Regions from separate parts of the Homo sapiens genome. Here region 2 is linked to region 1. The links are chromatin loops, found by intact Hi-C in ENCODE. Cell type or tissue: heart right ventricle. All regions are shown on one strand. Links, peaks and the distances in the headings refer to the core of each region. The heading gives the core; the rest is flanking DNA.

Region 1 (12,672 bases), core at 2,891-10,890:
TTTTCTTTTTGAGACGGAGTCGCACGCTCTGTTGCCCAGGCTGGAGTGCAGTGGCGGCAATCTCGGTTTACTGCAAGCTCCGCCTCCCGGGTTCATGCCATTCTCCTGCCTCAGCCTCCCGAGTAGCTGGGACTACAGGCGCCCGCCACCATGCCCAGCTAATTTTTTGTATTTTTAGTAGAGACGGGGTTTCACCGTGTTAGCCAGGATGGTCTCGATCTCCTGACCTCGTGATCCGCCCGCCTCGGCCTCCCAGAGTGTTGGGATTACAAGCGTGAGCCACGACGCCTGGCCCTTTTAATAACCTTTTGAAGCTATTTTGGAATGCCATTTCTATGTGGGTGACATTTGCCCTCATAGTAGTTAATTTTCATCTTCAAAAAGTAATGAGAAATTAACTCAAAATGGATCAATGACCTAAATATAAGAGCTAAAACTGTTAGAAAAAAAGCATAGGTATAAATATTCTTGACCTTAGATTAGGCAGTTCTTTCTTAGATATGATACCAAAAGTACGTGCAACCAAAGGAAAAATAAATTGTATATCATCAAAATTTAAAACTTTTGGCCAGGCGTGGTGGCTCACGCCTGTAATCCCAGCACTTTGGGAGGCCGAGCCGGGCGGATCACGAGGTCAGGAGATCGAGACCATCCTGGCTAACACGGTGAAACCCCGTCTCTACTAAAAATACAAAAAATTAGCCGGGCGTGGTGGCGGGCGCCTGTAGTCCCAGCTGCTGGAGAGGCTGAGGCAGGAGAATGGCGTGAACTCGGGAGGCGGAGCTTTCAGTGAGCCGAGATCGCGCCACTGCACTCCAGCCTGGGTGACAGAGCGAGACTCCGTCCCAAAAAAAAAAAAAATTTTTTTAAACTTTTGTGCTTCAGAGGATAGTACAAAGAATGTAAAATGATGTACAGAATGGGAGAAAGTATTTGTAAATCATTTATATAATGTTTAGTATCAGGAATATATACAGGATCCTTATAATTCATGTGATAACCTGATTTTTGGGAATGAGCTGGCCGGGCGCGGTGGTTCACGCCTGTAATCCCAGCACTCTGGGAGGCCGAGGTGGGCGGATCACAAGGTCAGGAGATCGAGACCATACCGGCTAATACGGTGAAACCCCATCTCTACTAAAAATAAAAATAAAAATAAAAATAAAAAAATTAGCCGGGCTTGGTGGCGGGTGCCTGTAGTCCCAGCTACTCGAGAGGCTGAGGCAGGAGAATGGCGTGAAACTGGGAGGCGGAGCTTGCAGTGAGCCGCGCCACTGCCCTCTAGCCTAGGCGACAGAGCAAGATTCCGTCTCAAAAAAAAAAAAAAATGAGCAAAAGATCTGAACAGACATTTCTCCAAAGAGATATAGAAATGGATAATAAGCAGATGAAAAGATACTCAACATCATTAGTCATCAGGGGAATGCAAGTCAATACTACAATGAGATACCATTTCATACTCACTAGAATTGCAATAATCAAAAACAGGAACAGTAACAGATGTTGGCTAGGACATGGATAAATTGGAAACTTCATGCATTGCAGGTGGGATGTAAAATAGTGCAGCCACTTTGGAAAACAGTCTAGCTGTTCCTCCAAAAGTTAAACATAGAGTTACTATATGATCCAGCAATTCCTTTACTAGATATATTCCCAATAGAATTGGACCTATATATGCATGCTAAAACTTGTACACACACATTCATAGTGATGTTATTCATAAAAGTCAAAAAGTGGAAACAATTCAAATGTCCATTAACTAATGAATGGATAAGCAAAATGTTGCAGATGTATTTAGCCATAAAAAGTAATGAAATATTGATACATACTACTGCGTGGATGAACCTTGGAAGCATTATGCTAAGTGAAAGAGACCAGACACAAAAGGCTACATATTGTGTAATTTCCTTAATATGAAATGTCCAGAATTGGCAAATCCATAGAGACAGAAAATGGTTGCCAGGGACTGGGGAAAGGGAAGGGAGGCATGGAGAGCTGCTAACAGGCCCCATATTTCTTTATGGGATGATGAAAGTGTTCTGGAATTACATACTGGGGATGGTTGCACAACCTTGTGAATATACTAAAAACCACTGCACCTTGAAAAGTTAAATTGTATGGTATATGAATTATAGTTCAAAAACTAATAATTTTGTTAGTATTTAAAATATATAAATAATTTTTAAAGGTTATGAGAAGCCACATATATGTGGTATTATGCTGAGAAAAAGATTAAGCTGAAAATTTATTTTTTATTTATTTATTTTTATTATTTATTTATTTTTTGAGACAGAGTCTGGCTCTGTCGCCTAGGCAGGGGTGTGGTGGCACAATCTCGGCCCACTGCAACCTCCGCCTCCCAGGTTCAGGCCATTCTCCTGCCTCAGCCTCCTGAGTACCTGGGATTACAGGTGCCTGCTATCATGCCCGGCTAATTTTTTTGTATTTTTAGTAGAGACGGGGTTTCACCATATTAGCCAGGATGGTCTCGATCTCCTGACCTCGTGATCTGCCTGCCTCGGCCTCCCAAAGTGCTGGGATTATAGGCGTGAGCCACTGCGCCCAGCCTAAGCTGAAAATTTCTTAGGAATTTGCTGGTGCACTTAAAATGTACAGGCCTTAAGAAAATATGTATTTGCTTTAAAGAAAATACATTTCTTGAATACTAGCAATACTACATTTCTTGGGTAATTAGCCTTCCTCCACCTCCCACCCCTCAAATTGCCTAAAATATTGACTTGATTTGAATGATACTTCCAGGAATCCTTGCCAGATTCTTTAGTAATTATTAGATTTACAGTATATCTATATGGTAATTTCATTTCTCCCATGCTTCTGTCCAAGTCAAAATGTAGAGATGAATCTTGAAATTTTACATTTTTATTTGGGAAGAAAGAATTGCAGTTTGAGGACCAGGTGGTCTTTGGTATGTCCAAAGAACAAAGAGAAGGTTGGAGGTTTATCAAAAGGAGAAGTGTCATGTAGTGCTCTTTGAGAAAGTTCACTGGAACTAGTGAGGTTCTGGGAAGCTGGCAAGTTCTAATTGGTGGGTAGCTGTGGTGGGCACAATTAGTCCTATATTTGCAGCAAGTTATCTCAGCAGCTATAAATAAAATTGGCCTCAGGTTTTAGCAGCCAGTTTCAGCAGCCAGACTTGCAGAGAATTCCATTCTTCAAGCAATGTTATGTGTCCTGAGTGCCTCCCCACCAACACACCCCAGCTTCTTGACTCTGTTTTAGTTGGGTATGACAAGAATGACTCAAATTTGTATGATCAGCTTTCACTCTTCTGTTTCATTTTGCTTTGATATCTTTTTTTCTGTCTTGCATTTTTTCCCTCAACATTTCATTATGAAAATTTTCAAACATGCAGCAAGGTTTAAAGAATTTTATGTTGAATGTTACTCCTGCTACCTAGATTCCACCATTAACCTTTTTCTATAGCTGCTTTATCATGTACTTATCCATTTACCTATCTCTCAATCCATCTATCAAGCCATCTTTTTTTTTAGAGACAGAGTCTCACTCTGTCACCCAGGTTGGAGTGCAGTGGCATGATCTCAGCTCACTGCAACCTCTGCCTCCTGGGTTCAAGCGATTCTCGTGCCTCAGCCTCCCAAATAGCTGGAATTACAGATGTGCACCACCATGCCCGGCTAGTTTTTGTATTTTTAGTAGCGATGGGGTTTCACCATCTTGACCAAGCTGGTCTCAAACTCCTGACCTCAAGTAATCCACCCGTCTTGGCCCTCCAAAGTCCTGAAATTACAGGCATGAGCTACGGCGCCCGGCCTAAGCTGTCTTATTTTATGTATTTTAAGCTAAATTACAGCTATTACATGTTCCCTGAAATAACAGCATGCGTATCAATTATATAGTTCAATATTTGTTTATAGTTCTTACTTTTGAGGTAAAATTTACAAAGCAGAAATCGCAGTGTATATTTGCTGAGTTTTCACAAATGCATACACTTGTGCGACTCAAACCCCTGCCAAGATACAGAACATTTATCATCACCCCAGAAAATTCTCTCATGTCCCTTTCCATTCAATCCCTAACCCCCATCCCCAAGAAGCGATCTCAGTTCTGATGGTTTTCTACCGCAAATTAGCTTTGCCTGTTTGAGAACTTCATATAAAGGAAACAGTGCATAATGTACACTCTATGTAAGGCTTCTTTCACTCAGCATAATTGGGATTCTTTTTTATTGCTGGATAGTACTTCATTGCGTAAGTATGCCACATTTTGCTTGTCCATTTTACTGATGGGTATCTGGTTTGTTTCTGATTTTTCAGTATTATGAATAAAGCTATGACAAAGAAAAGAAAGGTTTAATTTGAAGAATGAGACTCTCCTCTAAATTACCAGGTCCAGAGAGGCGTGGGAGTGAAACAGCAGTCACATCTCCTTTACCTTCTTGGGCTAAGTAATCATGTCTTGAAACTTGCTTGCTATTGCCATAAGTAGCTATAAATTAATCTAACAATGGCACTGTCTGGATACTATAACCCATACAATGTAGCCAATCACTAATCAACGTTATTTTTTTAAACCAGTGAGAATTTCTGACAGACAGCTTTGTATCAGCCCACTCCCTGCCCCACTTTTTTGCCTTTAAAGATCTGCTTGAAACAAAGGCCAAATGGAGCGCCTGTCCAAGGTTACATGAAGTCTGAGTGTTCTGGGCAGGCAGCCGTCCTCATTTTGGCTCAAGTAAACTTTTTAGAATTGTATTTTATGCCTCAATTCCTTTCTTTAGGTCGACAGCTACTATGAACATTCTTATACAAATCTTTTTGTAGACATATGTTTTCATTCCTCTTGAGTAAATATTTTTGAGTGGAATTGCTGGGTGATAAAAGGTACTTTTAATAAAAGTTAATTTTATGAAACTGCAAGACTTTTCTCCCAAAGTGTATCATTTTACACTCCCATCAGCAACGTGTGAATACTCTGGTTGCTCCACATTTTTGCTGACATTATGTGTTGTTGGTCTTTTTAATTTTACACATTCTGATGGGTATGTGGTGGCTTCTGCCTTGCATTTTAATTGACTGTTGCATACCTTTCTTCTGCACTTGATACTAAGCTTCCATGAAAATCAGGACAATCAATTGTACCCCCTCTAGTGCCTGTCACTGTTCTTTCAGTGTCGTAGTTGTGAAATAAATGTGAAATGAGGACAATAACTTAATGTTTTGACATCTAGTTTTGGGAATTTGATGTGAAAAAAATTGAAGCCATGAAAATATATATAGATAAATTTGACCACAAATGTCATTAAATAGTTATACTTTATTGGAATTAAGAATTATTTCTGGCCTGGCGTGGTGGCTCATGCTGGTAATCCCAGCATTTTGGGAGGCCAAAGTGAGAGGATCACTTGAGCTCAAGAAATTGAGTCCAGCCTGGGCAACATAGGGAGATCCCATCTTTACAAAAAATTTCAAACTTAGTTGGGTGTGGTGGCACAAGCCTATAGTACCAGGGAGGCTGAGGTGGGAGGATCACTTGTGCCAGAGAGATCAAGGCTATAGTGAGCCGTGATTGTGCTACTGCATTCCAGCCTGGGCAACAGAGCAAGACATATCTCAAAAAATATATATATATATTTCTTATACCAAGAACATATTTACACTGCCAGTTTTTCCTAGGTACAAATGATGCAAAATGTGCACCTGGCTCCAGAGACAGATGAAGATGATCTTTATTCCGGCTATAATGACTACAATCCAATCTATGATATCGAGGTAACAAAAGCTAGTTGTTTTTTACATTGGTCTTGGTTAACCAGCTGGTTTATGAAGACTGTGGATTTGAGAGTTCTACTTTATTATGCTTTAGATTAAATAAGCTGATTCAAAAACCTAGAAAAGTGCTATTACAGAAGACTCTACTGACTTCCACCAAAAATAATAATTGCAGCAGAAGGAAAGATCATGAGACAGGTTACAAAAATGAATTAAGGTGAATTATATATACTTGTATTCTTCAGCACTAGCTATCCAAATGTGTAAAAGACTTAGATCACCTGAAAGTATTTAAAATTAGGGTTTTAAGAAAAATTTTAAAGTTGAAATGTCTTGTTTTTTGGTTTTAATTTTTGTGAGTACATAGTAGGTGCATATATTTATGGGGAATATGGGATATTTTGATACAGGCATACAATGTGTAATAATCACATAAGGGTAAATAGGGTTTCTGTTACATCAAGCATTTATCCTTTGTGTTCCAAACAATCCGATTATATTCTTTTAGTTATTTTTAAATGTACAATTAAATTATTGACTATAGTCACCCCATTTTGCTATCAAATACTAGATCTTACGCTTTCTTTTTGTTTTTTTTTTTGTACCTATTAACCATTCTCACCCCCTCCCCTGCCACTACCCTTCCCAGCCTCTGGTAATCATCCTTCTATTCTTTATCTCCTTGAGTTCAGTTGTTTTAATTTTTAGATCCCAGAAATAAGTGAAAACATGCGATGTTTGTCTTTCTGTGCCTGGCTTATTTCACTTAATAGAATGGCCTCCAGTTCCATCCACATTATTGCAAATGACAGGATCTCATTCTTTTTTATGGCTAGTTTTCCATTGTATATATGTACATTTTCTTTATCCATTTGTCTGTTGACAGACACTTAGGTTGCTTCCAAATCTTGGCTATTGTGAATACTGCTGCAGCAAACATGGGAGTGCAGATATCTTTTTGATATACTGTGATAGAGTTTGTATATTTATCCCCACGCACATCTCATGTTGAATTGTAATACCCAGCATTGGAGGTGAGACCTGGTGGGAGGCGATAGGATCATGAGAGTGGATTTCTCATGAATGGTTTAGCATGATCTTCTTGGTGCCATCCTCACCCCATGTGATGTGACTGCTCCCATTTTGCCTTCTGTCATGAGTGAAAGCTCCCTGAGGCCTCCCCAGAAACTGAGCAGATACTGATATCATGCTTGTACAGCCTGCAGAACGATGAGCCAATCAAACCTCTTTTCTTTATAAATTACCCAATCTCAAGCATTCTCTGGTGCAAAAGTAACTGCAGTTTTTGCCATTTTAATTGCAAAACTGCAATTACTTTGGCGCCAACCTAATAGCAATGCAAGAACGGCCTGGTACATACTGATTTCTTTTCGTTTGAGTATATTCCTAGCAGTGGGATTGTTGGATCATATGATAGATCTATTTTTAGTTTTTTGAGGAACCTCTAAACTGTTCTCCATAGTAGTTGTACTAATTTACATTCTCACTAACAGTATATGAGGGTTCCCTTTTCTCCACATTCTCACCACCATTTGTTATTACCTGTCTTTTGGATAAAAGCCATTTTAACTGGAATGAGATGACATCTCGTTGTAGTTTTGATTTCCATTTCTCTGATGGTCAATAATGTTGAGCACTTTTTCATATACATGCTTGCCATTTGTATGTCTTCTTTTTAGAAATATCTATTCAGATCTTTTGCCCATTTTTAAATCAGATTATTAGATTTTTTCCTACAGAGTTGTTTGAGTTCCTTACATATTCTGGTTATTAATCCCTTGTCAGAGGGATAGTTTATAAATATTTTCTCCCATTCTGTGGGTTGTCTCTTCACTTCATTGTTTCCTTTGTCGTGCAGAAGCTTTTTAACTTGATGTGATCTCATTTGTCCATTTTTGCTTTGATTGCCTGTGCTTGTGGGGTATTACTCAATAAATCTTTGCCCAGTCCAGTGTCCTGGAGAGTTTCCCTAGTGTTTTCTTTTAGTAGTTTCATAGTTTGAGGTCTTAGATTTCTAAGTCCTTCATCCATTTTTATTTGATTTTTGCATATGGTGAGAGATAAGGGTCTAGTTTCATTCTTCTGCATGTGGATATTCAATTTTCTCAGCACCATTTATTGAAGAGAATGTCTTTTCCCTAATGTATGTTTCTGGCACCTTTGTCAAAAATGAGTTCACTGTAGATGTCTAGATTTGTTTCTGGGTTCTCTATTCTGTTCCATTAGTCTGTCTGTTTTTATGCCAGTATCATGCTGTTTTGGTTACTATAGCTCTATAGTGTAATTTGAAGTCAGGTAATGTAATTCTTCAGTTTTGTTCTTTTTGCTCAGGACAGCTTTGGCTATTCTGGGTCTTTTGTAGTTCTATATAGACTTTAGGATGTTTTCTTCTGTTTCTGTGAATAATGACATTGGTATTTTGATAGGTGTTGCACCGAATCTGTAGATTACTTTGGGTAGTATGGACATTTTAACAATATTGGTTTTTCCAATCTATGAACATGAAACATCTTTCCATTTTCTTATGTCCTCTTCAGTTTCTTGCACCAATGTTTTATAGGTTTCATTGTAGATATTTTCACTTCTTTGGTTAAGTTAATTTCTAGATATTTAATTTTATTCGTAGATATTCTAAATGGGATTACTTTCGTGATTTATTTTCCAGATTGTTCACTTTTGACATATAGAAATGCTACTGATTTTTGTAGGTTGATTTTGTATCCTGCAACCTTACTGAATTTATCAGTTCTAATAGTTTTTTGGTGGAGTCTTTATGTTTTTCCAAATATAAGATCATATCATCTATAAACTAGGGTAATTTGACTTTTTCCTTTCTGGTTTGGATGCCCTTTATTTCTTTCTCTTGCCTGATTGCACTAGCTAGGATTTCCAGTACTATGTTGAATAACAGTGGTGACAGTGGTCATCCTTGGCATGTTCCAGATCTTAAAGGAAAGGCTTTCAGTTTTTTTTCATTCAGTATATTAGTTGTGAGTCTGTTACATGACTTTTTTCACGTTGAGGTATGTTTCTTCTATACACAGTTTTTTTTTAGGGTTTTTATGAAGGGATGTTGAATTTTACCTAATGCTTTTTCAGCATCAGTTGAAATGATCATGTGGTTTTTGTTCTTTATTCTGTCGATATGATGTATTACATTGATTGATTTGCATAAGTTGAACCATCCTTGCATCCCTGGGCTAAATCCCACTTGGTGATGATGAATGATCTTTCTAATGTATTGTTGGATTTGGTTTGCTAGTGTTTTATTGAGGATTTTTGCATCAATGTTCATCAGGGATGTTGGTCTATAATTTTCTTTCTTTGATGCATCTTTGTCAGGTTTTGGTATCGGTAATACTGGCCTTATAGAATGAGTTTGGAAGTATTTCCTCTTTCTCTGTTTTTTGGAGTAATTTGAGTAGGATTTATATTAGTTCTTCTTTAAATGTCTGGTAAAATTCAGCAGTGAAGCCATCAGGTGCCGAGCTTTTCTTTGCTGGGAGACTTTTTATTGTGGCTTCAGTCTTGTTACTTCTTTTTTTTTTTTTTTTTTTTTTTTTTTTCAGATGGAGTCTCACTCTGTAGCCCAGGCTGGAGTGCAGTGGTGCAATCTCAGCTCACTGCAAGCTCTGCCTCCCAGGTTCACGCCATCCTCTTGCCTCAGCCTCCCGAGTAGCTGGGACCACAGGTGCCTGCCACCACGCCTGGCTAATTTTTTGTATTTTTTTTAGTAGAGACAGAGTTTCACCGTGTTAGCCAGGATGGTCTCGATCTCCTGACCTCATGATCAGCCCGCCTCGGCCTCCCAAAGTGCTGGGATTACAGGCGTGAGTCATTGAGCCTGGCCCAGTCTTGTTACTTTTTTTTTTTTTTTTTTTTTTTCAGTCTTGTTACTTCTTATTGGTCTGTTCAGGTTTTGGATTTCTTCATGGTTCAATCTTGGTAGGTTGTATATGTCTAGGAATTTATCTCTTTCTTCTAGGTTTTCAATTTATTGGTATATAGGTGCTCATAGTAGCTTCTAATGATCCTTCAAATTTCTGGTTTTGTTGTAGTTGTTGTTGTTTGAGACAGAGTCTCGCTCTGGTTGCCCAGGCTGGAGTGAAATGGTGCAATCTCAGCTCACTGCAACCTCTGCTTCCTGGGTTCAAGTGATTCTCCTGCCTCAGCCTCCCAAGTAGCTGGGATTACAGGCATGTGCCACCACGCCCGGCTAATGATGTATTTTTAGTAGAGATGAGGTTTTACCATGTTGGTTCGGCTGGTCTTGAACTGCTGACCTCAGAAGATCTGCCTGCCTAGGCCTCCCAAAGTGCTGGGATTACAGGTGTGAGCCACCGCATCCAGCCGATCCTTCACATTTCTATGGTATCAGTTGTAATGTCCCTTTTTTATCTCTGATTTTACTTATTTTGGTCTTCTCTCTTTCTTTGTAGTTAGTCTGGCTAACGGTTTGTCAATTTTATCTTTTCACAAAACCAACTTTTTGTTTTGTTGATCTTTTGTATTGTTGTCTTTGATTCATTTTCATTTATTCTGCTCTGATATTTATTATTTTCTTTGGGTTTGGTTTGCTTTGCTTTTCTAGTTCGAGATGCATCATTAGGTTATTTGAAGTTTTTCTTCTTTTTTGATGTAAACACTTATAACTATAAACTTCTCTCTTAATACTGTTTTCACTGTATCCCACAGCTTTTGGTGAAACCAGCCAGGCTTGTATCCTTCCCTTAAGTCAACCAGTTCCCCTGGGCCCTGGGTGGGTCCAGAGATGCTGTCTGGGAGCCAGGGCCTGGAGTCAGAATCCTTAGAAATTTGCTTGGTGCTCTATTCTTCTGCTGCTGCTGAGCTGGCACTGAACCGTAAGACAAAGTCCTTTCCACTCTTTCCACCCTTTTCCCCAGGCAGCAGATTCTCTCCTGTGTCTGTCACCACAACAGACCCGCAGAGAGTACTACCAGGGTATCGCCAATGTTTACTTAAGGCCCAAGGGCTATTCCTTCAGGTTTTGGTGAATTCTGCCAGGCCTGGGACTCACCCTTCAAGGCAGTGGGTGTCCCTCTGGCTCAGGGTAGGTCCAGAAATGCTACCCAAGAGCCAAGGCCTGGAATCAGGGACCCTAAGAACCCACTTGATGCTCTAACCCACTGTGGCTGAGCTGATACCTAAGTTGCAAGACAAAGTCCCCTTTACTCTCCCCTCTTCTCATCTCAAACAGAAGCAGTCTCTCTTTGTAGCCACCACAGCTGTGAATGTGCTGGGTCACACCTGAAACCAGTAGATCTCAGAGTCTCACCCAAGTCCCACTGTATGTACTACCTGGTTATTGCTGCTGATTATTCAGGACCCAAGGGCCCTTTATTCAGCAGTGACGAATCCTGCCATGGCTGGGTTCTTTCCTTCAAGGGAATTTAGTATAAATCAGGAAAACCATTGAAACCTCCTCATTCTCCCAATTATAAAATTAAGAAATGCTTATGGAAACAAAAACTAGTAATCCCATCACTCAAGAAATAACTACTGTCAACATTTTAAACATTTTTGTGCTTTGTCTTTCCTTCATGTATACATACACAATTTTCTTTTAGTATGTTTGGAATTGAACTAGTAATTACTTTTCTGTTTACTTTTTTACATTCAACTACATCATAAGCAGTGTCTCATGATACTAAATATTTGAATATTACTTTAATGACTACATAATATTGAAAATATATAGGTGATTAGAAGTATTTTCTCTGCCAGACGCGGGGACTCACACCTATAATCCCAGCATTTTGGGAGGCTGAGGTGGGCAGATCATCTGAGGTCCGGAGTTCAAGACCAGCCTGACCAACATGGTGAAGTTCTGTCTCTACTAAAATACAAAAATTAGCCAGCCGTGGTGGCGGGCACCTGTAATCTCAGCTGCTTGGAAGGCTGAGGCAGGAGAATAGCTTGAACCCAGCAGGTGGAGGTGGCAGTGAGCCAAGATCACGCCATTGCACAATGAGCCAAGATCACGCCATTGCACAACAGAGCAAGAGTCCCTCTCAAAAAAAATAAAAAAACCTAAAGAAGTATTTTCTCATGATAGGATATTTTTTCCTGTTTTCTGCTATTGTAGATAACATTGTAGTGAAAAAATTTATGCATAAATAATTTTCTATGTTTTGATCAAACACTACCTGGGATAGAGTCCCAGAAATGGAATTAATGGATCATGGATCATGAAGATTTTCTTTTTTCTTTTTTTTTTTTTTTTTTTGAGATGGAGTCTCGCTCTGTAGCCCAGGGTGGAGTGCATTGGCGCGACCTCTGCTCATTGTAAGCTCCGCCTCCCAGGTTCATGCCATTCTCCTGCCTCAGCCTCCTGAGTAGCTGGGACTACAGGCGCCCGCCACCACGCCTGGCTAATTTTTTGTATTTTTAGTAGAGATGAGGTTTCACCGTGTTAGCCAGGATGGTCTCGATCTCCTGACTTCATGATCCGCCCACCTCAGCCTCCCAAAGTTCTGGGATTACAGGCATGAGCCACCGCCCCGGCCTGAAGATTATTATTTTTAAAGCACCAGGGACACTTCCTACCTCCTCAGGTTGTTGCACTGTGGCTGCATAATTTAATGTGAAGTGAATACTCAGAATATCAGACCCAAAAATAAATTAGACAGTGAAGTAAAAATAATTTTTGGCTTATGCTTGGTTTTCTTTGATCTTAACTGTAATAATAACAAGTTCAATAAATAAATGAATTACTTGCAGCAGTGGCTTAAGATATTCATAGAAGATGCAATTTGTTAACAAAGTGGCAAAGAGTTCCAAAAGTTGTATAAGTTTGGTGTTTGTAATTGGAGAATTTGTTGACTGTCCTTTTTAGTTTGTCATTTAGTTAGGATTTACTGAGCTGATTAACCAAATTTTA
Region 2 (12,672 bases), core at 1,825-9,824, 71 kb before region 1:
TCTGACCTTAAACTAACTTTTTCAGCTATTAGGTTCCCTGAAGTCCAAGAGAGACATATTAGGCATATTAGGCTTATGTGTTATGTTAGAATTATTTAAGCCGGGCATGGTGGCTCTTGCCTGTAATTGCAACACTTTGGGAAGACAAGATGGGTAGATTGCTTGAGCCCAGGAGTAAAGAGACCAGCCTGGACAACATGGCAAAACCCCATCTCTACCCAAAAAATACAAAAATTAGCTGGGTGTGATGGCGCATGCCTGTAGTCTCAGCTACTCTGGAGGCTGAGGTTAGAGGATTGCTTGAGCCCAGGGGGCAGAGACTGTAGTGAGCCAAGATCGCATCAGTGCACTCCAGCCTGGGCAACAGAGTGAGACCCTGTCTCAAAAAAAAAAAAAAAAAATGTGGCCGGGCGCAGTGGCTCATGCCTTTAATCCCAGCACTTTGGGAGGTCGAGGCGGGTGGATCGTGAGGTCAGGAGATCGAGACTATCCTGGCTAACACGGTGAAACCCCATCTCTACTAAAAAAATGAAAAAAAAAATTAGCCGGGCGTGGTGGCAGGCGCCTGTAGTCCCAGCTACTAGGGAGGCTGAGGCAGGAGAGTGGCGTGAACCCGAGAGCAGAGCTTGCAGTGAGCCGAGATCATGCCACTGCACTCCAGCCTGGGTGACAGAGCGAGACTCTGACACACACACAAAAAAAAATGTAGGAAGCATTGTCAAATCTGAGATGTTGTTTAGCTCCCTTTGGTTATGTTTATATAGATGTGTTGTCAATGTGTTCCAGGATTATATTAGATTCTTATAATTCTGATATGTCTTAATATGTTGTCAGTAATAATTATGATTTTCATGTTAAATTGTTGTATCCCACAGAAATAACCAAATTTCCTTGTCAACAGTGTCTTTAACTGTGGTTGTCCTAAGACTTTTGTCATCCACAATTGTTGTTTTGTGTTGATTCTTCACAAAAAGTGACTTATAATCAGCTACTGTCCAGGGCTTGTTTCTTTGGGGGGAGTTCATGAAAAGGACTCTTGAATACAAGTTTCTGATAACTTCGGAGATTGTGCCATTGGATGTGAGAGAAAACTTCCAGTGCACTAATGGAAACACTGATGTGTTCACAAAGATGGCTAACTCAACATGAAGCAGAGCAGGAGTTGTCTGCATGGACGGAACTAATGGAGGACTGAAATAACTTTTATGGCTTTTTTGTTTGAAATATTGCTCATTCTTTTTGTTTTTCAGAGTCTGAAGAATTTTTTTCTTTTGAGTCATCCTTTAAGTATCTTTTAAGTATAGTGAGTAGAGTATACTTTTGTAAACAGAATTTGAGGCATATTTCTCTAATTTATCCAGAATTTATAAACTATTTGTGAGTATTCTTAATTCATGGCAATGTGTTTGTTTGCATACAGTTAATAACAACATGTTTTCTTTGGTAATGGGACACAGTTGAAGGAACTGGTTGTTTTCCCAGGGCTTTGACTAAAATGGCCTTGAGAGAGGTTCTAGCAAAGCCAATTTAGGAGAGCCTATGAGAACAGTGATTCTTGTTCCATTTTGTGTGGGTAATCAGGCCAAGTATATGGGACTGAAGCTTATTTTGCAGGTAGATTGGTCCTGCTGTGATGTCTTTGTGAAAGTGGTAGACTGGAGAAAAAGATTGTGTTTCAGAAGAAAAACTTTAGTATTAGATTAGCCTTTGATTCCTGGATGGTCATGAGGTCTTCCATGGTATGGAGCTGCCCACAATGCCTCTCCTCAGCAGGAAGGAGACAGAAAGATGGATGACCAGATGCCCCATGGTTGAGGAATCTATAAACAAGGGGAGACTGAAACCCACTCAATTTTTTCAGTAAACATAGAAATTGATACTTTTTGCCTTAAAGCTTGAAATTTCTATTGGTTTTATCTGAGTTCTTTCCTCAGGAAATTACTTCAGGCATCTCAAAAAAAAAAGTGTTGAAGAACTGAAACTTACCAGATCATCACATCCATACAATGAGACTCCAGGCCCCTCATTCACCATGATTGCTTCCTTGCCCCCCCCTAGTTCCTGTTTTCCTACACAGTGCTACATTTCTTTCCTGCTATATAAACCCCTGATTTTAGGTGGTCAGGGAGATGGATTTGAGACTGAACTCCCATCTCCTTGGCTGCAGCAGCCGATTAAAGCCTTCTTCCTTGGCTGTACTCATCATTTCAGTCATTGGCTTTCACTGCTGTGAGCAGCAGCACCTAGACCAAACTCTTGGTGTTTTGGTAACAAAACCACATTATGAGGAAGGTATTATTATGTCTCCATATCCCAGATGAGGAAACAGATTGAGTGAGTTACCCAGCTATGAAGGCTGAGCCAGATCTGACTGCAAAGCTCACAGTCTGGGCCGCTGAGCCACACTGGACCCCTCTGCACTGCTCACTTATTTTCACACTGTGCTGCCTGCTTTCTATCTACAGTATGACTCCATGTATAATGCAGCTTCCTGAGGAATAAAGGGCATGGCTAACATTTCTTTCAGAAATCTCAGTGCCAGCCTATAGTGAACTCCCAAGGGGATTTCTGGCAGGGTCTTTGGCTCCCACCTATTCCTGAAGGTCTGAGGATCTGAAGAGCTAAAGATGGGGAAGAATGGGGCAGACATGGAAGATCAGGTAAGATTAGCTTAAGGAGGTGAGTCTACCTCATCTCCAGCCAACAGAAATTCTAGCACACTGGAGGCAAAGAACAGAGAGCAGTGAGGAAATAGAAAGGCCAGGGATTGCTTCCTTATGGGATGGCTGTGTTGTGCTGTCTGCTTTGACGTTGACATTGCTGTTGTTTCTAGGCCCTGATTATGCAGAGGCAGAGGGCTGAGCCAGACTCCACCCGACTCCAGCCCCAGGGATCACTCTAACTCCAGACGGGCAGGTTAAGTTGAGGCTGCACAAAAATCTTTAATTAAGTTACTGCAATGCAAAAGAGTCAGAAGACAGCCCAACCACACAGTCCATGTGGCACGGTGATAGTGTGTGGACACTAACAATCATGGCAGGTGTTTCTGAAGTTGGGAAGAGGGCAGAACACTCAAGTTTTCATTAAGAAGAGTAGCTCCAGACTTCCGTTTGACAGCACAATGTTTTAAAAATCTGGCATGCCTATCTCCAAAGACTACCTCCAGTTTGCCCAGGTCTCCACCCCACCCCATTATTCACACCCATTAGCCACCCAGCCCCCTTAGACTTCGGGATCTGCAAACCTTGTAGTGAGGCATGTGAACTTAAATGCACTGTAGGAAGAAAGAAAACTACCTTCTGTCGCACAGGAGGGCTGTGGGTCTGCCTGCCTGGATCCACGCCACTGTGGCCCATCCGGGTCTCTGCCCTCCCCGCTTCCCCCTCCTCACTCAGGTCTCCTCCCTCCGGCCGGGCGAGGTGGCTCACACCTGTAATCCCAGCACTTTGGGAGGCCGAGGTGGGTGGATCACGACATCAGGAGATCAAGTCCATCCTGGCTAACATGGTGAAACCCCATCTCTACTAAAAATGCAAAAAAAAATTAGCTGGGCGTGGTGGCGGGCGCCTGTAGTCCCAGCTACTCGGGAGGCTGAGGCAGGAGAATGGTGTGATCCCGGGAAGAGGAGCTTGCAGTGAGCCGAGATCACGCCACTGCACTCCAGCCTGGGCGATAGAGCGAGACTCCGTCTCAAAAAAAAAAGGTCTCCTCCCCTCCTCCCTCCAGGCCAGTGGTAACACTGGGATCTGGGTAGCAGGGAGACAGACAGGGGAGGAGAGGGCCTGCTTAAGTGTCAAGGCAATCAATTTCACCAAAGTTTACACTGGAGTATCAAGGCCCGGTTAAAAAATGGGGTACTTTGGTTTCCTGTTCACCTTGTTGGAAACCTCACAGGGAGACAATGGCCAGTCAAGGTAGGAGTCACACAATTCTTGAGTCCAATCCTTGACAGCACCTACACCTTCATAGCCCAACCATGACTGCTAATGTGCATTGGTCTAGATGCACAGCACACAGGATCATGCCGGAAGCACGCAGGATCATACCGGAAGCGCACGGCCTCAGAATATGCAGCAAGATCACTCGGAATCCTGCCGCCCAGAGTCAAAGTATTAATATTTTGGCTTCTCCCCAATACTATGGATATATAATTAGCATATATATGACTTTTACAAATCAGATAAAACAAGGCTATTTTTATTTGGGAAGAAAAATAAGGCAAATGAAGCAATTATTTGATCTGTCCTAATGACAGCTAAGTGATAGCAGGATCTGTGAACTCACAGGGAAGTCAGATTGAACAACCCGGCTGAACCCGCAGCCACTGCCATGAACTTTGGGCAACAGACACGGGCTTTAATAATTTTGGCTGGCTCAGCTGGGCTCACTCATGCGGCTTGCAATGAGTAGTGGGTTGTCTGGGGGCTGGTCTAGGATGGCTTCCCTCATCTGTTTAGCAGTCGGTGCTGTGCTGGATGGTGCTGGCTGGTAGCTGGGCCACACACCTCCCGCTGACTAGGCTGGGCTGACCAGATGAGGAGGGAAGAAGGGTCCCCAGCAGGAAGCGAACGAATCTCAATGCACATGCACTTTCCAGGCCTTCTGCTGTGCATGCCACATGTGCTAATAACCGACTGGCCGATGCAAGCCCGTGGCTAAGCCCAGAGTAAGGGGGTGAGAGGAGCAAAGTCACAATGCACAGGGGAGTGCAGACAGAGACGGGAACAATTTGTGACCATACTCAGTTATTCTGGCCAACAGTATGTGGGAAAACTAAAGGTTTCAAATCAGGAGAACAGACCAATCCAGATCAAAACACAGTTCAAGATTAGGCCAGGGCAGAGACCTAGGTAGCAAGTTAAAAACAGGTCAGAGACCCAGTTACTGGAAATGCCTGCGTCCAAGCACAAGAAATTCAGTCACTTAGGAGACACAGTACAGGCCTACCTAGTTTCAGAGATCACTGCTGGTGGTTTATTAACTCCTAGTCCATTCAGAAAGATGATTCACTTTTAGGTGGAGCTGGGTGCCAGGGTGACCATGTACAGATGGTGGAGAAACCAAGATCGAAGCGTACAGGCCCCTAAAGATGGCGATTTCAGATAGGGACTCAGGCCAGACAAGGCAGTGTGTTTGGCTCCTGGAGTTGGGGTGGTCACCAAGATGTCAACACAGCCTAAGTCAGGGCGGCCTGGTCCCTTGAGGACTAGAATGGCCCACCTGCTACGTGGAAATGAGTCTAGCTCCAAATCTTAAGAACTAAAACACTCCTGATCTGTAGGTCCGTGTTACAACTTTGTTTACTTGATTTGCTTTTCTTTTTTCTTTTCTTTTCTTTTCTTTTTTTTTTTTTTTTTTTGAGACAGGGTCTCGCTCTGTCACCTAGGCTGGAGTGCAGTGGTGCAATCTTGGCTCACTGCAATCTCTGCCTCCCACGTTCAAGCGATTCTCCTGCCTCAGCCTCCTGAGTAGCTGCGATTACAGGCACCCACCATCACGCCCAGCTGATTTTTTTGTATTTTTAGTAGAGATGGGGTTTTACTACGTTGGCCAGGCTGGTCTCGAACTCCTGACCTCAGGTGATCCACCTGCCTTGGCCTCCCAAAGTGCTGGGATTTGCTTTTCTTCTTAAAACACAGCTTCATCCTCTAAACTTCTTACTTGAGACCTAATGCAGGCCAAGCACTGGGCATACAATGGTGAACAAAGACAAAGCAGTAAAGTATCTGCTAATGAGGTTCTCCAAGGTCAAGCGACCTTCTATTATGAAATGTAAACATGCTAAGTTTTAAGTTTCTTATTGTGCCACCCTGTTAGAAAAAGATTAGTCTCAGATGACAGCTTTTTGTTTTTCAAGTTCACTAAGATCCCTTGGCATGGTATGAGTTGTGATAATTTCTTTTATCTTCTAATGTTTTAATATTTTTTTAAATCAACTTCCCCCCGTTTAAGTTCATTTTTACAGGTTCAGAATCCATATGTACCATTTCTACTATTTAATACCATTAGTTTTTAATAGGTCTAACACACACAGAATATTCATGCAGATGTAGTGAAATTTCAACCACGTGACATTTTCTAATATGAAACGTTAAAAAAGAATCAGAATATGGCTGGGCACAGTGGCTCACGCCTGTAATCCGAGCACTTTGGGAGACCAAGGCAGGTAGATCACCTGAGATCAGGAGTTAGAGACCAGCCTGGCCAACATGGCAAAACCCCATCTCTAATAAAAAATACTAAAATCAGCCAGACGTGGTGGCACATGCCTGTAGTCCCAGCTACTCGGGAGGCTGAAGGAGGAGAATTGCTTGAACCCGGGAGGCAGAAGTTAGAGTAAGCCAAGATCGTGCCACTGCACTCCAGCCTGGGCAACAAAGTGAGACTCTATCCCACCAAAAAAAAAAAAAAAAAAAAAAATCAGAATATGGGAAGTGGGCCAAACTGCAAGGTGGAATAGACGGTGAGAAAAAAGTGTATGAGGAATATGACTGGAAACATTACCTTCGGAGACTCTAGAAAAGGTTCCTGTGACTCAGTCAAAACAATTGCTGAGCTAATAGGTTCAGGCTAGCAGGTTCAGGCTCTGGGGACAGGAAACGTGCCTGTTGCTTATTTCTGCGTCCATAATGGCTAGTACAGAGACCACACGTCACTGCATAGTGAGGGACACTGGGGGTGTGATGTATGGTCTGTCCTGAGGGAGCCCACGACCTACAGTGGTAGACAAAGACCACAAAACAGGGTGTCAGGGAAGATGCCTGTGGACACAAGCTATTTGGACCCAAAAGTCAATGCAACCCGATTGGAAAGATACATCATTTATACTTCTTGACAAAAGGATTAAGTTGGTTTTCCTTACATTCCTTTTGCCTGATATGTGGTCAGGGACATTTTAACCTTGGGGTTTCTGAACATCTAAGCACCACAGGTCATACACGGTGTTGCTGTTGACAAGACTTCACAATCATTAACCTCCTGGTCTCTGAACTCATTGCACTGACCAAAATACTTACAAAAACAAAGTTTGGTTTCAGTCCTTTTACCTTGGACTCTCTGTGCGGGAATGGTACATTTGAAGATCTTGCGATGTAAGAAAGAGAAAAAGGTAGCTTTATTTAAAAGTCACTCAAGACTAAGAATCCAGTACTTCCTAGGGGGTGCAATATGACACAACATAACTGGATTTTCCTGAAGTTATTTGCCAGTTATTTGAGAAGGAAGAGGTAGTTGGTCACAAGATATCCTAAGCTTCCCTTTTCCTGCCAAAGAAGTACAACCAGTTCTGCATATTTAACTCAGCTTAAATGTGTGTGTTATAAAAATAAAGTACCTGCTACTGAGGAAAGATTTGTATGTACTCCCTTAAAATCCTAGGTACATAAGAATTCAGTACATTTGCTTCTTCTAGAATATGACTGCTAACAGTCATAAGTTATTTAGGTTTTTCTGGTTCAAAAATCTTACAGACTGTATCTAAAAGTTAAATCTAATCAGGCACCAATGATATTAAGAAATACAGCTCTTAATTAAGCATAGTAGGATAACAGGAAAGCCTTTAACCTGGTTAAAAAAAAAACAAAAAAACTTATCCACAACCCTCCATCATTCAGCATCATCAGTCCTGATGCCTGAAAGGACTTTAAAAATCTTTAATGATGCATCTAAAAATAAGGCCTAAAACACAAATACCCAAGAAATAGAACAAAGGACTTTCAATTAGGAACCGTGGGATTTTCTCTTAATTACAAGTGGGTTGGAATTGGCTTTACAGGATAAAAGATGAAATGATAACAGAATTGAAAAGTCTATGGTAGCAGCGAGCAAACTACAGCCCACAGGCCAAATCTGGCCCATCTCCTATTTTTATATGGCCTGTGAGATAAGGATGTGATATGGTTTGGCTGTGTTCCCACCCAAATGTCATCTTGAATTGTAGCTCCCATAATTCCCATGTGTTGGGGGAGGGACCTGGTGGGAGATAACTGAATCACAGGGGCAGGTGTTTCCCATGCTATTCTCATAACAGTGAATAAGTCTCACGAGATCTGATGGTTTTATAAAGCGGAGTTTCCCTGCACAAGTTCTCTTGTTGGCCACTCTGTGAGATGTGCCGTTCACCTTCAACCATGATTGTGAGGCCTCCCCAGCCGCGTGAACTATGACTCCATTAAACCTTTTTCTTTCTTAAATTGTTCAGTCTCAGGTATGTCTTTATTAGCAGCATGAAAACAGACTAATACCGGATGGTTTTTACATTTTTAAACAGTTGGGAAAATTTTAAAATAACATTTTGTGACTCTGAAAATTATACGAACAAAGTTCGATGTTAATCCATAAAGTTTTATTGGAATACAACCACCTCTATTTGATTATTGATTGTCTATGGCTGCTTTTACTTTACAACGAACGGCTGAAACAGAGACCATATGACCCACAAAGCCTACAATATTTACTATCTGGTCTTTACAGAAACAGTTTGTCAACTCCTTGTCTGGAGTCCACTTGGGGCTGGCTTAAAGCATGACCTAATCAGAGATTCACGGGTCTCCTCTTCCCTTGGAGGTACTCTCCTTCTCCAGTACTGGGCCAGCTATGAAGCTAATGTCTCTCAGCTCCAAACCTACCTGTTGCATATACTGTCACCAGAAAACTGATTAAAAGTCCACGCCCAGGCTGGGCACAGTGGCTCACACCTGTAATCCCAGCACTTTGGGAGGCCAAGGCAGGCGGATCACAAGGTCAGGAGATCGAGACCATCCTGGCTAACACAGTGAAACCCCGTCTCTACTAAAAATATAAAAAATTAGCTGGGCGTGGTGGCGAGCACCTGTAGCCCCAGCTACTCCGGAGGCTGAGGCAGGAGAATGGCATGAACCTGGGAGGCGGAGCTTGCAGTGAGCCAAGATCGAGCCACTGCACTCCAGCCTGGGCAACAGAGCAAGACTTTTCATCTCAAAAAAAAAAAGAAAAAAGAAAAAAAAAAGTCCATGCCTGGCCAGGCACAGTGGTTCACAACTGTAATCCCAGCACCTTGGGAGGCTGAGGTGAGCTGATCACTTCCAGACAAGCCTGGCCAATATGGCGAAACCCTGTCTCTACAAAAAAATACAAAAATTAGCTGGGCGTGGTGGTGCACACCCCTAATCCCAGCTACTTGGGAGCCTGAGGTGAGAGGATCAACTGAACCCAGGAAGTGGAGGCTGCAGTGAGCCAAGATCACACCACCCCACTCCAGCCTGGGTGATGGAGACAGACATGGTCTCAAAAAAAATAAAATAAAATAAATGTCCAGGCCTCCTGAAAAGCCAGGATAGCCCTCAAGGACAGAAGGAGAAGCATTTTTTAGCAGCCACCATTTCCAAAGTGGAGCTTGCTATGCTCTTTAATACACAAATGTGGGAATAAAAGATGAATTTAATTAAGTAGATGTAATTTACTCAGGAAGACCACAAATTCCTTAACATTCTTTACAATTATAAAATTAACGGCTTTTTTATTATCAATAAATTACTTCCTATTGCTCCCTAAATCACCTCCATAAAACCAAATATTAAGCTGTTTGTGTTACATTTCCTGTGATGCCTTTTAAAAACATTTTGGGCTGGGTGCAGTGGCTCACGCCTGTAATCCCAGCACTTTGGGAGGCCAAGATGGGTGGATCACGAGGTCAGGAGATCGAGACCATCCTGGCTAACACAGTGAAACCCCGTCTCTGCTAAAAATACAAAAAAAAATTAGCCGGGCGTGGTGGCGGGCGCCTGTAGTCCCAGCTACTCAGGAGGCTGAGGCAGGAGAATGGCATGAACCTAGGAGGTGGAGCTTGCAGCGAGCAGAGATCGCTCCACTGCACTCCACTCCGGCCTAGGTGGCAGAGCGAGACTCCAAAAAAAAAAAAAAAAAAAAAAAAAAACAAAAAAAAAAAACTGACAACAACAACATTTTGGGCCAGGCTCAGTGGCTCACACCTATAATCCCATATAATCCTAGCACTTCGGGAGGCTGAGGTGGGTGGATCACCTGAGGTCAGGAGTCAGCCTGACTAACATGGTGAAACCCCACCTCTACTAAAAATACCAAATTTAACCAGGCGTGGTGGCTTGTGCCTGTAATCTCAGCTAATTGGGAGGCCGAGACAGGCGAATTGCTTGAACCCAGGAGGCAGAGGTTGCAGTGAGCCAAGATCGCGCCATTGCACTCCAGCCTGGGCAACAAGAGCAAAACTCAATCCCCAAAAAAAAAAAAAAAAAATTGATTCAATCTGAAAACATCTTTTTGCCTCATAGTTTTTTGTTTTGTTTTGTTTTGTTTTTAGAATTAGTGCTCTATCAAGGGTTTTTTTTTTCTTTCTCCTGACTATATGACTTTGAGCTATTTTTACTGAGGCTTAAAATTTATTTCAAGACTACCTGAAGACTTCTACTTCCAGCACTATGATGGACCAGAATCCCTGAAGGGCCTCTCTTTTCAAAATCTCAGGATCCTTCATAAAACTAGTTTTTATGCACAGAGAGTCGCAGCAAATGCAGAAAGAAAAAATTTTAAGGCTTCCCCTTTAATCAAAAATGTTTTTACATTAAAAAGTACTACTCAAAGAAGATATGCAGATGACAAACATACGAAAAGATGCTCCACATCATATGTCATCAGAGAAATGCAAGTCAAAACAAGGAGATGCCATTAGGCCAGGCTTGGTGGCTCACACCTGTAATCCCAGCACTTTGGGAGGCCGAGGCGGGTGGATCACCTGAGGTCAGGAGTTTGAGACCAGCCTGGTCAATGTGGTGAAAACCTATCTCTACTAAAAATACAAAAAAATTAGCTGGGCGTAGTGGCAGTCGCCTGTAATCCCAGCTACTCGGGAGGCTGAGGCAGGAGAATCGCTTGAACCTGGGAGGCAGAGGTTGCAGTGAGCCGAGATCGTGCCATTGCACTCCAGCCTGAGCTACAGAGGGAGACTGTCTCAAAACAAAACAAGAAACAAAAAAACAAGGAGATACCATTATTTGCCTATTAGAATGGCTAAAATCCAGAACACTGACACCACCACATGCTGGTAAGGATATGGAGCAATGGGATCTCTCCTTCATTGTTGGTGGGAATGCAAAATAGGACAGCCATTTTGGAAGGCAGTTTTGCAATTTCTTACAAAGCTAAACAACCTGTTACCATCCAATCTAGCAATTGTGCTTTTTGGTATTCACCCAAAGGAGTTGGAAACTTATGTCCATACAAAAACCTGCACATGGAATTTAGAGCAACTTTACTCATAATTGCCAAAACCTGGAAGCACCCAAGATGTTCTTCAGTGGGTGAATAGATAAATAAATTGTGGTACATCCAGGCAATGCAATATCATTCAAGCTCAAGCCATGAAAAGACATGGAGGAAACTTAAATGCATTTTACTAAGTAAAAGAAGCCAGTCTGCAAAGCCTACATACTGTATGATTTCAATTATATAACATTCTGGAAAAGGTAAAACTGTGGAGACCGTAAAAGGATCAGTGGTTGCCAGCGGTTGGGGGGAAGGGAGGGATGGAAAGGAAGAATTTGAGAGCAGTGGGATTATTCTGTGTAATACTACAAGGGTAGATACATGTCAGTATACATTTCTCCAAATCCATAGAGTGTAAACACCAAGTGAATCTTTTTTTTTTTTTTTTTTCAAGACAGAGTCTCACTCTGTAGCCCAAGCTGGAGTGCAATGGTGTGATCTCAGCTCACTGCAATCTCCGCCACCCAGGCTCAAGTGACTCTCATGTCTCAGCCTCTCGAGTAGCTGGGATTACAGGTGCCCGCCACCATGCCCAGATAATTTTTTTGATTTTAGTAGAGATAGAGTTTCACCATGTTGCTTAGGGTGGTCTCCAACTCCTGAGCTCAGGCAAAAGGGTTTATTACGAGAATTTAATACAGTAAGATTACTAGGCCACAAGCTCCGTGGCAAAAAAAAAGACTGTGTCTACATTATCCACTATGTATCCCTAGTGAACAGAACATGGCTGGCAGGTAGTTGGTTCTGAAATGCCAAGTCCCCTTCCTTCCAAAACAGTACAGTCTATGTGAGTGGTTTTTCGGTGTTGTTTTACTTTTGATTTTTGTCTGGTTGGCTTTGCATTTTATTATTTTATTTATGTTGAGGCAAAGTCTCACTCTGCTGCCCAGGCTGGAGTACAGTGGTGCAATCATAGCTCACTGTAGCCTGGAACTACTGGGCTCAAGCAATCCTTCTGCCTCAGCCTCCCGAGTAGCTAGGACTACTATCTAGGTGGGTGCCAACACATTGGCTATTTTTTTCTTTTTTTTCTGTAGAGACGGGGTCTCACTATGTTGCCCACACTGGTCTTGAACTCCTGGCCTCAAATGATCCTCCCACCTCAGCCTCCCAAAGTGCTGGGATTACAGGTGTGAGCTACCAGGCCTGGACAAGGTTTTTGTTTTTTAGATTGACATTTTACCCTCGCATTGACTATTTGTAACAACATGGAAGAAGTAACTTAACTTCTCTGTGTTCAAGTTCTTAATGTGTAAAACAACACCAGGTTAGGGTATATAATTTCTTCATGCCTATAGTTTAACACTATACCCTACATATTAATCTTTTCAAAATGCAGACAATAAAGTAAGCATATTTTTGTTGCACAAAAATGCAAATTCAAGTCATATATTC

What was found. Peaks named below come from ENCODE experiments on the same cell type or tissue, not always from the same donor. Only the 100,000 strongest peaks of a DNase experiment are listed, where the experiment ranks them.
Region 2: it touches region 1 in a loop (2.1-fold over the local background); 20 of 110 quality-filtered maps call a loop at or near these places.

The regions. Positions count from the first base shown.
Region 1 is chr13:20,568,726-20,581,397 of GRCh38, forward strand. It overlaps IFT88 (intraflagellar transport 88), which reads left to right. Exons shown (of 26, transcript NM_006531.5): 2 at 5,655-5,750. The coding sequence starts at 5,661. Among named protein-coding and RNA genes, the nearest start is that of IFT88, 7.9 kb to the left of the region's middle. In heart right ventricle, for the core only: no CTCF peak of the experiment used is centred there; no DNase peak of the experiment used is centred there.
Region 2 is chr13:20,498,963-20,511,634 of GRCh38, forward strand. All of the region lies in intron 2 of CRYL1 (crystallin lambda 1), which reads right to left. Among named protein-coding and RNA genes, the nearest start is that of CRYL1, 21 kb to the right of the region's middle. RefSeq lists enhancers at 2,996-3,992, 7,908-8,202. In heart right ventricle, for the core only: no CTCF peak of the experiment used is centred there; no DNase peak of the experiment used is centred there; H3K27ac peaks cover 961 bases.